Regions from separate parts of the Homo sapiens genome. Here regions 1 and 2 are each linked to region 3. A link is a contact called in ENCODE Hi-C or POLR2A ChIA-PET data. All regions are on one chromosome and are shown on one strand. Each heading gives the region's core, a stretch centred on a gene start or an enhancer-like site at or near the end of the contact. The rest is flanking DNA. Distances are from core to core; before and after follow the strand shown.

Evidence for each region. A loop is a pair of places that touch in the nucleus more often than their neighbours do. ChIA-PET counts read pairs that join two places held with the same protein, here RNA polymerase II (POLR2A). Pooled maps may share reads with other maps.
Region 1: a loop to region 3 is called in a pooled map, with 4 times the contacts of the local background. The contact joins two enhancer-like sites. A Hi-C loop is called at or near these places in 1 of 168 maps with a recorded cell type or tissue (GM12878), 14 of 37 single-sample maps with no recorded cell type and 6 of 50 pooled maps. POLR2A ChIA-PET finds 5 or more read pairs at or near these places in 2 of 52 experiments (GM12878 and H1).
Region 2: a loop to region 3 is called in a pooled map, with 2.1 times the contacts of the local background. The contact joins the promoter of NAV2-AS4 here to the enhancer-like site in region 3. A Hi-C loop is called at or near these places in 1 of 168 maps with a recorded cell type or tissue (mammary epithelial cell) and 2 of 50 pooled maps. POLR2A ChIA-PET finds 5 or more read pairs at or near these places in 2 of 52 experiments (AG04449 and OCI-LY7).

Annotation. Positions count from the first base shown.
Region 1 is chr11:19,430,711-19,435,450 of GRCh38, forward strand. It overlaps a transcript of NAV2 not described here. Among named protein-coding and RNA genes, the nearest start is that of NAV2-AS5, 74 kb to the right of the region's middle. RefSeq lists a silencer at 1,678-1,878. Within about 2 kb of position 2,066, at least 5 of the 41 ENCODE cell types and tissues checked have a DNase peak (open chromatin) inside an H3K27ac peak, as active enhancers do; they include GM12878, where a contact is called at or near this core.
Region 2 is chr11:19,522,624-19,527,431 of GRCh38, forward strand. NAV2-AS4 (NAV2 antisense RNA 4) reads right to left here and starts at 1,455. Exons shown (of 4, transcript NR_033989.1): 1 at 1,263-1,455. It also overlaps a transcript of NAV2 not described here.
Region 3 is chr11:19,473,236-19,477,686 of GRCh38, forward strand. It overlaps a transcript of NAV2 not described here. Among named protein-coding and RNA genes, the nearest start is that of NAV2-AS5, 32 kb to the right of the region's middle. Within about 2 kb of position 2,405, at least 3 of the 41 ENCODE cell types and tissues checked have a DNase peak (open chromatin) inside an H3K27ac peak, as active enhancers do; they include GM12878, where a contact is called at or near this core.

The sequences.
Region 1 (4,740 bases), core at 816-3,315, 43 kb before region 3:
TATGATGCCAGTCTCCCCTGCCGTGTGGATCAGTTGACAGTTGAGGGTAGAGAGCATCACTTTTCTTTGTCCCCTCCAATTCATCTACAGATGTCCGTGGAAAGGTCCGCTCCTCAGAGAAGCTCCAGCCTCCTCTGACACAGCCTCTTACCCAGGGAGGGTGTTTCCAGGCTAGCTTTGCCATCTTCCAGTAAGTGCTGCAAGTGTGTCAAGCAGCCCTCTAGAACATGGGCTACTTGCCACCAATTATCTTTAGCCTGAGGCTTTAGCCAAGATTCAGACACAATAGAAAAAAACTCCCTTCATGGCCTGCTAAACCTTTATAATGTAAATCTGCCTTATTTTAGCTTTGTTAAAGGCAAAATAGACAGGCAGGTGGAGGGGCATCTCATCCCTGCCTGGAAGCTGCCCACAGCTAGTTTCCACTGCTGTCCCTCAGCCCTGGTCTGATGGTACCAGGGATAAAGAGTGCATCCCTTCAAGCTGTGCTGAGTTGCTGCTGGTTAAAGCCCGAAGTGGGAATCGGCACAGCAGGCTGTTGCTTCCTGGAGCAAGAAGGTAAGCGAAGGTAAGCAGTCATTCTTCTAGTTCTTTGCTGCGTTTAACGACTGCTGAAGCTGGAAGTGTGACAGGGCACTGCAGTGTACCCATCTTAGTGTGCCGCAGGAGGAGGTCCTGGGGGTGGGCAAGCATGCTATGCTGAGAAATGAGACCAACCACTGAGCACAGAAGCCACAAAAAGACCCTGCCTCCATGGTTTTCAAATTTTATTTCTGTTTCAGAAAATATTGTTCCAAGAAACTCTTACCTGGAATTCTGTTGCACTAGAACAGTTTTTCTGGCCAAAGTGAGGTTGGGGCTGGGTGCTGACCCCATCCTTCTTGGTCTCCTTCCTCTCCTTGTGGTTCTGATAGGGCTGTAAGGAACCTTTGGAATTTACAGAGCAGAGAGTAACAAACAAACAAACAAATGCCTGGTGTCGGAAGATAGAATTTAGATTAAGAGCAAATTTGCAGGACTGGGACCTTCTGTAGAGTCTATCAAGATGAAATATAGTAAGCCAAGATTTGCACATATAGGTGCAAGGTAGAGAGTGCTGGCTTAGCAGCAGCTAGGAAAAACACAGCTTTTGGATTTTGCCATAACACACATCACATTTTCCAACATACATCATAGTGTGATCTGGTTGTCGAAAGTATTGATAAGACTGGGTGCGGTGGCTCATGCCTGTAATCCCAGCACTTTGGGAGGCCAAGGCTGGCCGATCACCTGAGGTCAGGAGTTCGAGACCAGCCTGGCCAACAGGATGAAACCCTGTCTGTATTAAAAATACAAAAATTAGCTGTGTGTGGTGGCACAGGCCTGTAATCCCAGCTACTTGGGAAGCTGAGGCAAGAGAATCACTTGAACCCGGGAAGTGGATGTTGCAGTGAGCTGAGATTGCACCACTGCACTCCAGCCTGGGCAACAAGAGCAAAACTCCGACCAAAAAAAAAAAAAAAAAGCATTGATAAGCTTGAATTCACATTCTGTGAATGTGATGAAAACCCAGAATCCTTCTGTAGAAATTGCCACTTTCCTCTCCTGTGGCCCACCCCTGTCATCATTGTTAATTGATGTTTATTGATTAGGGGAGAGCATTTGAACTAACCCATAGGCTGATCAGCAGCTGCTAGGACAAACTGCAGCTAAAACATTTCATGACTGAGTTGGTGGTGATTAAGGGAAAAGATCATATTCTCTCCCTGTGGAAGTGTTGAATTTAAGTCATAGAGAGTATGTTGGGAAAAAAACCACAAATGGCACACTCACAAGAAGGCAGGCAGAAGCCAAAAGGCGTCATGGACAGTGAGGAGGTGAAAGCCAGGATGAAGCAGCCACTGAGAAGACATGGAGCATGGAGAGCGAGGCAGTGGGGGAGTGGGTGGTATGGAGAGCAGCAGAAGTCAACCAGGAAGGAGCTGGGGCCCCCAAGGTACAGCTAGGGTGTCCCTGTAGTGGAGACTGCACTGAATTCTAGATTTCCCTGCAGGTTTCAAAGCATGTTCCAGTACTAATCCATTCCAGGGTTTCTGTGAGGCCCAGGTTCTTGTGTTCTTTACCCTCATTTGAATCTCCCCAATAACTCTTACCGCAGCTGAGGAGAGCTGCTGCTGTCCTCTGAGGCAATTCTTACTTTTCAAAATGCCTCAAACCCAAACACAAGAGTCCAGCTCACCCAGAACCACAGTGTCCTGAAGGCACTGATGTTAACCCCATTCCTTTCCATATTGCTCAAACTGTGGCCAGCTCCTGTCACTTCAGTTTTCACTGGACATTGACAAGCTGGAGTATGTTCTGAGGAAGAGTCCTGGGAGTTATGCTGTATAGAGGACTTTGGGGCAGAGACAAGGAAAAGATAAGAGTTCAGACTTCAATTCTGTCTTCAAATGCCTGAAGGGTCAATATGTAGAGATGGCACTATATTTTGAGAGGATGCCTCTAAAGGGCAGATACAGGACTGAAAAATGGAATGTTTGTGGAGGTCAGTTTCAGCTTTCTAACTGGAAGTACTCTTTAACACTAGAATGTGTTACTTCATTAAGTGGTGAGCTCCCCATCAAAGAGGGCAAGCAGAACAGGATGCTCTACCTGGAATTCTCTAGAGGAAATTTCTGCATTTGATGGGGCACCAACAAGGTAAAGCCCAAGGTGCCCCGCAAGCATGAGATCCTTGGCTTTATTTTGTGCCTTTTAATAGCAAACAGATATCTGGTCCTGCTGACCTGCCTAAAAGGAGGAAATGAAACTTGTTGACTATTGCTTTTTAGGACTGAATTTGGAAGGAGGCAAAAACAAATCTATTTTCAGAGCAGCAAATGCCAGCACAATTTACATCAAAACCCCCATCTGCTCAACTGAAAGGCGGTGGTATGGACCAAGCATTTTGTGAGCCAGCAACAGGCTTGCTTGTTGAAGAATGTTAGCTCCATGGGGAGTCTCTGATTAGGCCCCTGAAGCTAACTGGGGCCTTTATATTAACTTCTTGCAGTTGTGACCACTGTTGGCAAATTGTATTTCCCCCAATTCAAAGGCAGATCATTGCTTTTCAAAAGATCTCACATCCAATTGAATGTTTAAAGTATTATATGCACAAATAAAATCTGTATTAGAGAAAAGTCTCAAAAAATAGAAATGTATTAGAGTAAATAATGCTGGCTGCTGTAAGAGATGAGCCTCAAAATCGCAATGGCTTAACACTTCAGCATCTGGCCAATAGGCAAAGGAAGAGAGAGCAAGAAGTATCATGCAGGAAGTGTAGGTGCCAGGCTTGGAAGTAATGACTATTTTGCACACACTCCATTGGTGCAAACAAATCACATGGCCTCTGTTGGATGAAAGGAGAGTGGAAAATGAGCCAAAAAAAAAAAAGAGGAGAACATGGATATTGGTGAACACCAGCAGTCTGTTATAAGAAACAGAAGATGTGGTTTTCCATGTGTCTCAAGAGATGGATACTACAAATTTATCCATGAAATTGGACCAAGGCATCAGATTTTACACACAGTAGATGCTCAGTGGCTGATGAGGTACATATTAAAGATATTAAGGCATCTTGGTCCCTGGAGGGAGAAAGTGGCACTGGGGTTCATTTCTGTGTGATTAGGTGATGGAGAACTGAAGCATTTTTAAAAGCAGAATTCATATGTCAGAATGGCCAATGTTTTATTATTGATAATTAGAAAAAGGAGAATGAAGAAGTTGGAGAGCAAGAAAGGAAGTGAGGAGTTTTTCAGTGTATCCTTGAGAAGAAGAAAGGAGCTGAGTTGCCACCAGAAGCATGGAATCCAGAGCCAGACTGGACATGAAGCTACCAAGAATGAATACACAGTGATTTATCCCCAGCTTTGGGGCACATTTCTTTTTTAGCTCCTTTAGAAAATAAGTATTTTAACAGCTCCTAAGGCATTTTCCTCTTTTGCAAAATCAAATTACTCTGAACTGGGAGGTGGAGTCAACACCTTGGCTTTGTTATAAATGAGACTTCAAATATCACAAAGATGTTCGTTAACATTATACATGGAAATATCAATTGTCACGTGAATCTCTCATATTTTTATGGTCAAAAGAAGCACAGGAAAGAAGCAAAAGGTTGTGGCTTTTTTTTTTTTTTTGCCAAGCTCTTTTCAGCAAAGATAAAAACAGCCTTTATTTTCTCAAAATATGTCTCAACTTCTCACACTGATATCCAGTTCTTTGAAATCTTTTCTTTCCTTTATAATTGATAAATAATTATATATATTTACGGGGTATGGTATAATGTTTCAGTACATATATACATTGTGGCATGATCAAATTAGACTAGCATATTCGTCACCTCAAATATATATCATTTCTTTGTGGTGAAAACATTTAAAATCCTCTTTTTAAACTATTTTGAAATGTACAATACATTATTATTAATTATAGTCACCATGCTATGCCTATCTAACTGAAACTATATCCTCCGACCAATGTCTTGCCTTTCCCTGTCCACCTTTCCCACCCCACCACCAGCTTCTGGTAACCACCATTTTACTCTTTCTTCTATGAGTCTGGCTTTTTTGGATTCCATATATAAGCGAGACCATATCGTATTTGTCTCTCTGTGCCTGGCTTATTTCACTTGGCATAATGTCCTCTAGGTTCATCCATGTTGTCACAAATGGCAGATGTTTCTGTTTTTTTAATGGATGAGTAATATTCCATTGTGTATACATA
Region 2 (4,808 bases), core at 205-2,704, 48 kb after region 3:
ACTGTCACCCCCACTGGCACCTTGTGGCCAGCATTTGAAGTGTTGGGCATGCCTTTCTTCACTGTGATACAATTTTTCTGCATAGGAGAAAAATCATGACACTTCTGAATAAGGGAGTTGCTGTGTTATTCTGTAGAAGAGAACATGCTCTGTCCAAGCTGTTATTTCACGTCTGTTCTTAAGAATTGTCACTTTAATTCCCCAATGTCAACAGAATCCTGATGGCATGGCTGCCTAGAGCTCAGCGTCCTCCATATACCAGCCCCAACCTACCTCCGGGGTCTTACTTGCAGTTATTATTATTGGGAATAATGATGGCTGTTGATTAAAATGATCATATCATCCACAGTTGAGGACTCACAAGGCATGAGGCCATCTCCTAAGCACTCGACTCATTATCTCACTGGGTTCTCATTGGAGAATTCATCCAGAGGAAGCAGGTGTTAGGTCCCATTTTGCAGTGAGAAGTCTGCAGCCAGGAGAGGGTACCTCACTTGTCCCTGGGCTCCTAGACTTCAAAGCTGAAGCTTGTGCTGCTCTGTTGACCATCACTCCACACCCAAGGCCCCCATCTCCTCCACACGAACTCCCTTCTCCAGTGAAAACCGCCTCCTGCCCGGTCCTCCTGTGTGCCTTTCACATGCCTTCCCCATGCTTGTCAGGCTGTTCCCTTGACCAGGAAAGCCTTGGGGAGCAGCAAGGTGAAATGGATGGGGCACAGGCTCTGGAGTCAGGAACAGTGCATCCCTCCTGTTCCACTTCCCAGCTCCCAAACTATTTAAGCTTTCTGGGCCTCAGTTTCCCTACCTGGAAAATGGGAAGATGTCATGTCATCATTGATTTGGTGAGGCAACATACACAAAACATCTGGGTGGTGGCACTGGCTCACCTGTTGAAGTTCTGCCTGAAGCTGGAGGCCCAGTTCTGCTTCCTCTAGAGCGAGGCCTTCTCTGACTAACTCAGTCTGGTGACATTTCTTCTTCTTCCGAGCCACTCTTCTTCTTTCTCCTCTAGGAAGTCCATGTGCCATGAGGGCAAGGGCCCCCACATTGACTTAATGCCATCGTTTGCACATTGCAAGAGCTTGATCAAGGTTTGCAAAGCAATTGCTCTTCAGGACTCGTCACCATCTGCACCCCACCTTCTTCTCCAGCATCCTCACTCTCTATACCCCAGTGTCTTCACTCTTCACCTCCCATCGCCCACTCTGAGCCTCCTGTATCTGACTCCCTGTGTCCCCAGACACTGAAGTTCTCTCTTACCTCCTGGCCTCTCTGTTTATAATGCCTTCCTTCACTTCTTTCCCTGGGTAGCTTCTGGTCTTCCTTTAAGATTTAGCCCAGGTGTTTTCTCCTCCTTCAGGAAGTCTTCCAGATACTCCAGGCTGGTTAGATACTCCTCCTCTCTGTTCCCACAGCCTCTGACTTCTCTCTTAGCACTTGTCAACCTGTATTTGTCCTGTTTGTTCACCTCTCTATCTCCCCTGGTAGGATATGATCCCCTGAGGGTAGGGACCCTGTTGTTGTCATCTCTGGAGCCCTGGCATTTGACATGGTGGCCACGACCAAGCCAGTATTTGTTGAGTAGATGGATGACTGGAGGAATGAGCACCTAGCTGAAAAATTCTGCACATCTGCCACTTGGAGTATCTGCTGGTTGGGTTATGCAACGTCTGTGTGTGTGATGTCACTTGGCCACCTTTACCTTTGCATCCAAGAGACTGTGCTAGCTTGTCAGGGAATGGGACACAGTACTACAGAGCTGTGTGTAAATCTGCATGTGCGTTTCGTGCCTCCAGTTCAAACCTTGTTCATTAGCACAGCAATTAACAGCAGAGCCTAATGACAGATGGCCCGGCTCTGCACCTGAACCCCTGGCTCCTTGGCAGGCTTGGAGCAGGGCAGGCACGTCTGGCATGGTTGATGTTTTCATTGATCTAGTGAGTTCAGCTCCCAGGGCTGCCGGCTATGGAGACAGTGAGCTGACGTCAGTACTGGCTTTGGTGGGGGGCTGGGCCTAAAAGGGCCAGGCTTGTAACAGACTCTTGGAAAGCTTGCAGAAGTTTGGGGACTTTATTGTTTTTATCTTTTTTTAAGATATTAATTTCACATTGGGAAGTCCCAGCACCCCACTCTCAAATTTTCCTAAGCTCTAAGGACTTCCCTAGGAGATGGTGTCTCTTTCCTGCTAATTCTTTACAAGCTTCTAGGCTTTCTACAATTGTTATTTAGGATTGTGATATCCAGGCCCTTTGACTTCAGCTAACAGACACAGCTTCGTGTTTAGAGTGGCATATAAGATCAGTGTTGTGTAAACACAATTATATTTAGCAAGTTTGGAGATGTGGGGTTTTTTTCTTCCTGTTAATCCCGGGTTTGAAATGGCTTCCTAGTTATTACCCTGTGAATGTCATTCATTTCTCCATAAAAGAAATATCAAATTTGTGTTCAAATAGTTGTCTGGGTCATAAATTCAAGCTAAAGTGCAGTGTGTCCTAAGCCATAGCAGATTTCACAGAACTGGAGTTCATTAGAGCTAGAAAGGATCTTACTGTCCAACCTGTGTCATTGACAGATGGGGAAACTGGGCCCCAGAGAGGTGCACTGATTTGCCCAAGGACACATGGCAAGTAGGTGGCAGAGCTGAAGCCACGTGTTGGTCTCCAGTGGCCCCTTTCCTACACCATGTTTCAGATCATCAGAAATGCTCAGGCTTTGCTGTGTGCCAATCCCAAACCACTCTAGAATGAATTTCTTAAGTGGTGTTGGATATGCTTCCTTGAGCCTGCCACCAAACTTGGTCTGAGTGAAATAGAAGAGGGGGTGCAGGCAGAGGAAGTGAGGACTGCGGTCTGTCGTTAGTGATGTGGAAACCACGCATCTTCTTTACGAAGGTGTTGACAAGTCTGTGTGCCCAGGGAGCCACGCAGGGGAAGAAGGTTAGAAGGCTGGGTAGTCCCTGAGGTAGGAAGCAACTTCAGCGAGAACCTGCCCATCTTTGCAAAGTGGGCACTTCTCTCAGTGAGGGGGTTGCAGGCAAAACTGCGGGGATAGTCTTGTTCCCACAGAAGAAGTGGTTGGAGAAATACCTATCACATCGTGGAACAGTGCCCTCATTCTGCATTTTCTTATCTAGGAGACAAAAAATGCCTCCTGGAGATAACCTACCTGCCCTCCCTTCCTTTGAGGAAGTTTAACCTTTCTCCCTCATTGATATGGAATCCCAGGTATTTATCTGATGACCTGCTGAGATTGGTAGTTCAGAAAAACCAGTCTTCAGGCTTAGGGGAAGCTGGACGTGTATCCTAGGGTGGAGGCCCAGGTCTCGGGGACAGGTCCCACCTCTCCTGATAATGTTCCCCGCCTCCCTGTCAGGAGGTGCAAAGGTTTGGGTGGGCATTGTGAAATGTTGCCCCAGAAGAAGGTTTCCTTCTCTTTCAGCATCATGCTGAGAGGTCCACACATGGCCCTACTGCCACAGTGTCACGAAGGCAGACCTGTCCTTTCTGCCTTGTCTTTTTAAAAAAATCACCCCAGGGCCATTACAGCTCCTCCTGGTTCCTGATTCACTGTGTTTTAATCAAGCATAACTCTTAGAATGAGCAGAACATGACTTCATTTTTGTCTCTCAGTGTTTTCTTCTCCCCTGCAGTGAAAACTCAAAGAGGCCCCACAATGTTTTCGTCCTCTGTTAGGTAATATCTTGCATAACTTGAAGTCACAAAACACAGCCTCAGTTCTGTAATTGGAATTCCCAGTCCTGTGTGCTAATTCCAACTCTGCATTTGAATTGGAGATCAATCTTCTCCCCTTCTCTTTCTAAAGTCAGCTTCAGAGTCAGCCTTGTCTCGGGGGAATGAATATGATTGGCCTCTTATCTCTTTCTCTGTTCTTTTTTCACCCATTGTTTACTCACTGCACACTCCAGGATTGGATGAAGAAGAAGGGGAAAAGAGGGAAAGACAGTTCTTACTTGCCTGGTGTGCTTGTGCTTATTGGCAGACATTTAAAACCCACTCTGCAGTAGAGGTCTTTCCCACTTTCTCAGAGTCCCCAGGATGGCTGGGGAAGCTCTCCTACAGTCCCCTGACCTGGCTGATTGCACTTGATCATGAGGCCACCACTGGCTTGGCAACCCCTTAGGAAATCTGAAGTTCATTCCAGCTTTCTGCTGAGGTCCATTACTTCCCTGGGCCAACTTTCTGTTACACAAAGTCCATATCTGGAAAATACCATTTTTGTACCCACAGACCTTGGGAGTAAGGTAGTGGTAATTCTTCTTCATCCCAGCTTTCCTTCTCAGGCCAACATTCCTGAGGACATCCTAGGTCCCTGGGGTTCATGGCTCCTTGGCTGCTGCTGGGGAGGGAGAGTTGGTTTATTTCTCCATGCTATGGCATCTTTCTCCAACCCTCCCACCCCCACCATCTCTATTGTTTATCTCTCTTGATATGGTTTGGCTGTGTCCCCATCCAAATCTCGTCTTGAATTGTAGCTCTCATAATTCCCACGTGTTGTGGGAGGGACCTTGTGGGAGATAACTGAATCATGAGGGCAGTTTCCCCCATACTGTTCTCATGGTAATGAATAAGTCTCACGAGATCTGATGGTTTTATAAAGGGTTTCCCCTTTTGCGTGACTCTCATTCTCTGTAGTCTGCTGCCATGTAAGATGTACCTTTTGCCTTCTGTCACGATTATGAGGCCTCCCCAGCCATGTGGAAATGTGAGTCCATTAAACCCCTTTTTCTTTATAAATTACCCAGTCTCAGGTGTGTCTTTGTCAGCAGCATGAAAATTGACTAATTCA
Region 3 (4,451 bases), core at 1,155-3,654:
ATCAAACCCTTATCTGCTGCTAGAACTCTTGAAGATAGGTCAGACATAGGCTCAGGCTTTAGATGGTACAGATGGATGAGTACAAAGTCATTTCCATGCTCATACTCTGCAGGAGGGGGTGGGGGGAGAGGCTTGGTAGTATCATAATTATTAAATTTATTTAAAAGTGCATATCCAATGACCTCATAATTCGTAAGTCAGCATATACTTTCAGGTTTTCTTTTCCAGAGAAACTCCAAGTAAAATTGGTTTAAATGACACTGAAGTTCACTTTCCTTTCCTGCAAAAGCGAAATGATTTGGGATCACACCCCTTCCCTTTAAGGTACAACCTGGAAGTTTTTCACCTTTCTGCCCATGTTCTGTCAATCAGAACCCAGTGTCATGCATATAGCTGTGAGGGAGGCTTGGAAATGGAGTTGCTCTTCTGGCTGTCACACTGGAAGTGGGTGCATGGGATGCTGTGGTGCCTCACCCAGGTCCCCTCTTAAGGACTGATAGGCCTATCCCCCAGCTGCTGAGAGCACTGATGACTGATAGTACATAACTCTGTCCCTTTCTGATTATTCCTCAGAGCCACAAAGAATTGTCTCACCCAAGATTATACTTGCCCGAAGTTTCAAGCTTCCCGGAGGAGACCATTTTTGCCAAGAATTGCCTTATGCTGACATAAAAGGTTATGACCTCCTTGGCTGAATTTGAGACAACTCTGAAGGGTCGTTCTAGCTCCAGGGGTCCTCATCAGGTCCGCTGGGGCCTGCAGGCCCACTATTCCTTCTTTTTAGTCCTGGACATTTCCTTACACATAGCCCTCTCTAGAGCACTGTCCCATAAACTGGTCTTCATTGCTCTGTGCCAGAAATAATTTCAGGGAACCCAAACTAAGAAATTGGGGTTCTAGCCTATGGAAGAAGTAGAAGGGTATGAGAACCAGCAGTCCTTTTTGCCTGCAGCCATCCCACTTCTCATGTCAGCTCTGAAGAAATACTTGTAAATGTGTCCAAAGAAGCAATGCAAGGCCAGCCCAGTGGCATCGTTTGTGAGAGTGAAAACAATGAGACGCTAAATGAACCATAGTGAGGCTGTATTTTGGGGCATGTTAGAAAGACTGAGAAAGTTCTTGATCTGCTGCATTCTGTATTCTCCAAATGTTGACTGTAATAAGGAAAGTGTGAAAGATGTGTACACTATGATACAATTTTATTAGAAAGCATCAAACAATACACGTATGTGTAGCCATAGAAAATGTATGGTTTATAAACAGGAAACAAAAGAAGGCTACTGTGGGCGCTGATGCTAGCAGCTGCCTTTGGAGAGGACAGGAGAGCATGTGAGGCTTTTAAGTGTAGCAATGGAGTGAAGGAGTGGATGAGGGTGATCTATAGAGCTGCAAGCCTTATCTGTAATGCTGTATAAAAACAATATATTCATGGATTATTTGCACAGTTAAAAAATCTATATTAAAAAAGAAAAATAGAAATCCATTATTGCTCACAGGACTAAAAATCAAAGTCATCTCCAGAGAACCGATGAAAAAAGCCAGCTTTGCTGTCCAAAGAGAATCCTTTATTTTTATTTCCAGGAGGTCTTGAGACCTCAGGCAAATCACTCTGCCTCTCTACACCTCAGTTTCCCCATCTGTGAAGTGGCAGTCACAAGCCCCGTCTCATCTGCTGCAAGGCTGAGACGCGGTAAGCTTTACAAAGCTGCCAGCCTGGTGCCCAGTACTCCATTAGTGGTGGTGGGTGGTGGGGAATGAGTTGGTCAAATGAACAACTGTCTCATTCAGGATGCCCAGCCAGCTGCTTAGACAACTTTCCACTGGGCCTTGGGTCAGCAGCCACAGAGAAGGGGAGGTCTCTCCACTCCCTGGTCACAGCCTGCATCTGGGGAAAGCCGGAAGGCTAAGGACAGATGATTCCGGACCATTCCAGGTGTTCTGGGATTGAGTCTCTCTTTCTGATATATGAGCAACGGCGTGTGTAGCTGCTGGGCATGTTTTGTGTTACGTCAAAGGATTTGGGTGGTTTTTCTGTCCTCTTGTTTCTCAGAATGAAGAGGACAAAGCCTTTCTTTTCAGTGAAGCCCAGCAGACCAGAAAGGCTTTGAAATCATGAAATGCAAATACTGCTGCCTTTGAGCCACATGGAAGGCGGAGCTGCTGAATTAAATTAACATGGCCCATAAATAGAGAGTTTAAAAAAATGGGAGGCCAAGTGTTCAGAGGCTTTTGTCCAGGGGAGAAATAATCACAGGACAATGGTCTATTTTGTTTGGATTACAGGCTGGTATCACATTAGCTCAAACCTGGCAATATTTATGTTGAACACTGCTGTTTGTGGAGCCGCTGCTGTCCCAATTTATCTCTCTGGGGAATCCCTGGAGGCAAAGCAAACTAGGAAGGGAATCTCCACCTCCTGCTGACCTGCCTGGTTCTGCCTACCACTGCCAGAGAGTGCCTAGTGCTTGGCCATCCATGGAGAGGAAAATGTCCCACAGAGAAAATGAGGACGTGCAGATAAAAGTCAGCCTGAAAAAAATAGTTGTTCAGGAGATGTGCCATAAAAATCGGTCTGTCCTGCCTTTCTTGAGAAATCAGAAGAACCAACAACTTTTGTCGTGCATGTTCATATGGTAAGAGCCACGAAGTGGCTGCCCCTTGGCTCCAGGCATTCCTGTTAGCCTCAGTCTTCACCATGACCTTTCTGCCTGAAGTCGAGTGTCAGTTGCCCTTAAGAGCATGCCATTCTTTTTTTTTGAGACAGAGTCTTACTCTACTCACTAGGCTGGAGTGCAGCGGCGGGATCTTGGCTCACTGTAACCTCCGCCTCCTGGGTTCAAGCAGTTCTCCTGCCTCAGCCTCCCGAGTAGCTGGGACTACAGGCACGCGCCACCATGTCCAGCTAATTTTTGTATTTTTAGTAGAGACGGGGTTTCACCATGTTGGCCAGGATGGTCTCGATCTCTTGACCTTGTGATCCACCTGCCTCGGCCTCCCAAAGTGCTGGGATTACAGGCGTGAGCCACTGCACCCGGCCCATTCTTACACTATTGTTTCTCTTACAGTCAAAAATAGTTCTCTAAACCCCCAACATTATTAAGATGTAAGATAATGCAAGCTAGACCATCAAGAGACTTTTTTTTTTCCCCTATAGCCAGCCTGCCTTACTCCTATGGGTATTTGTATTGCCAACCACTGGGCTACTGCTAGAACCTCTAGGCCTGGATCCTGATTTCAGTTTTTTACCAACTGATCTGATCCTAAGCAGCCATTCCTGCACTCTCTTCCACTTTGATGCCACTACCCTCACATGTAAAAAAAGGTGGGGGGCAGTTTTTCCCCCTGAACTATGTTCTGAGTAACATTAGCTCTGTGGAACATGATAGGATCCATGATCCAATACACCGGGAAGCACATGTTAGACAGAACAAGTCAATCGCTGTGTGCAGGACTTTCCAAGCTGATGTGCATCTGTTTCCCAAATGAATTTACTAGGAAAGCCTATTTCATGGAGCCTCTTGGGACACTAGTGTTCTCTTGCTTAGACTTGGGGAATCAAAAGGTGATGTCCAAATTCCTGCCAGCATGAAAGCTCAGTGCCCAGGATGGTCCTCCCGGTACTTAGCCCTGGGTCAGGGCATCTTGCCCTGGACCAGCAGCCCCAGTTTCTACCACCTTCCTATGTGGTTTCCTTCTCCCACCCTCCACTCTCCCTCTCCTCTTCATGGCCCCCTCAGGTGTCAGGTGGGAGGCTTAAAGGAGAGGGGTTATCACAGCCCCACCCTCCATCATATTGCATTCCCAAGGGGTCCTTTGCCCCCACACCTGGTCACAAGGAGATAAATATGGCCAGTCTTGGGTCAAGCGAAATGATTTTTTTGGATAAGACTATCCAAACCCTTCCCAAGGTAAAGTCAGGTTCTCAGGCAGCTCTCTAGCAAAGCTGACAGATAAGCATTGATGAGGGTATTGCTAAGAAAAAAATGCAAACCCTATAAAACCTGTCATATTTATGGGCCTTTTATGTCCAACTCTGCTGTTCTCTGTTTTCTGCAATTTTTGCCACTTACATTACACCAAAACCTCCTAGAAGGCAGGGAGCTGCACTGATTTTGTTTGCATTATTTATTATATTTTGTGCATTGAAACAGTTTATCAGCAAGGATTTATTGAGTGGGATTACTGCCCTCTGAGGTATAAGTTCCTACCTTACAGTCCTACAAGTAACAAAATCCCCAGTGTGACAGAGTGGAGAATTGTGAATTTTGCATTCAGACGGAACTGGGTCTATGTGGTCTATATGGTCTTGGTCACATTACTTCTTTCTGGGTCTCAGTTTTCTCATCTCTAAAATGGAGACCATATTGGGAAATTTACAACCTTCATGAGGGTCCCCAGCATAGAGCCTGACATACGGCAAGCAGTCCATGGGAATTTACTGTTATTGTGAT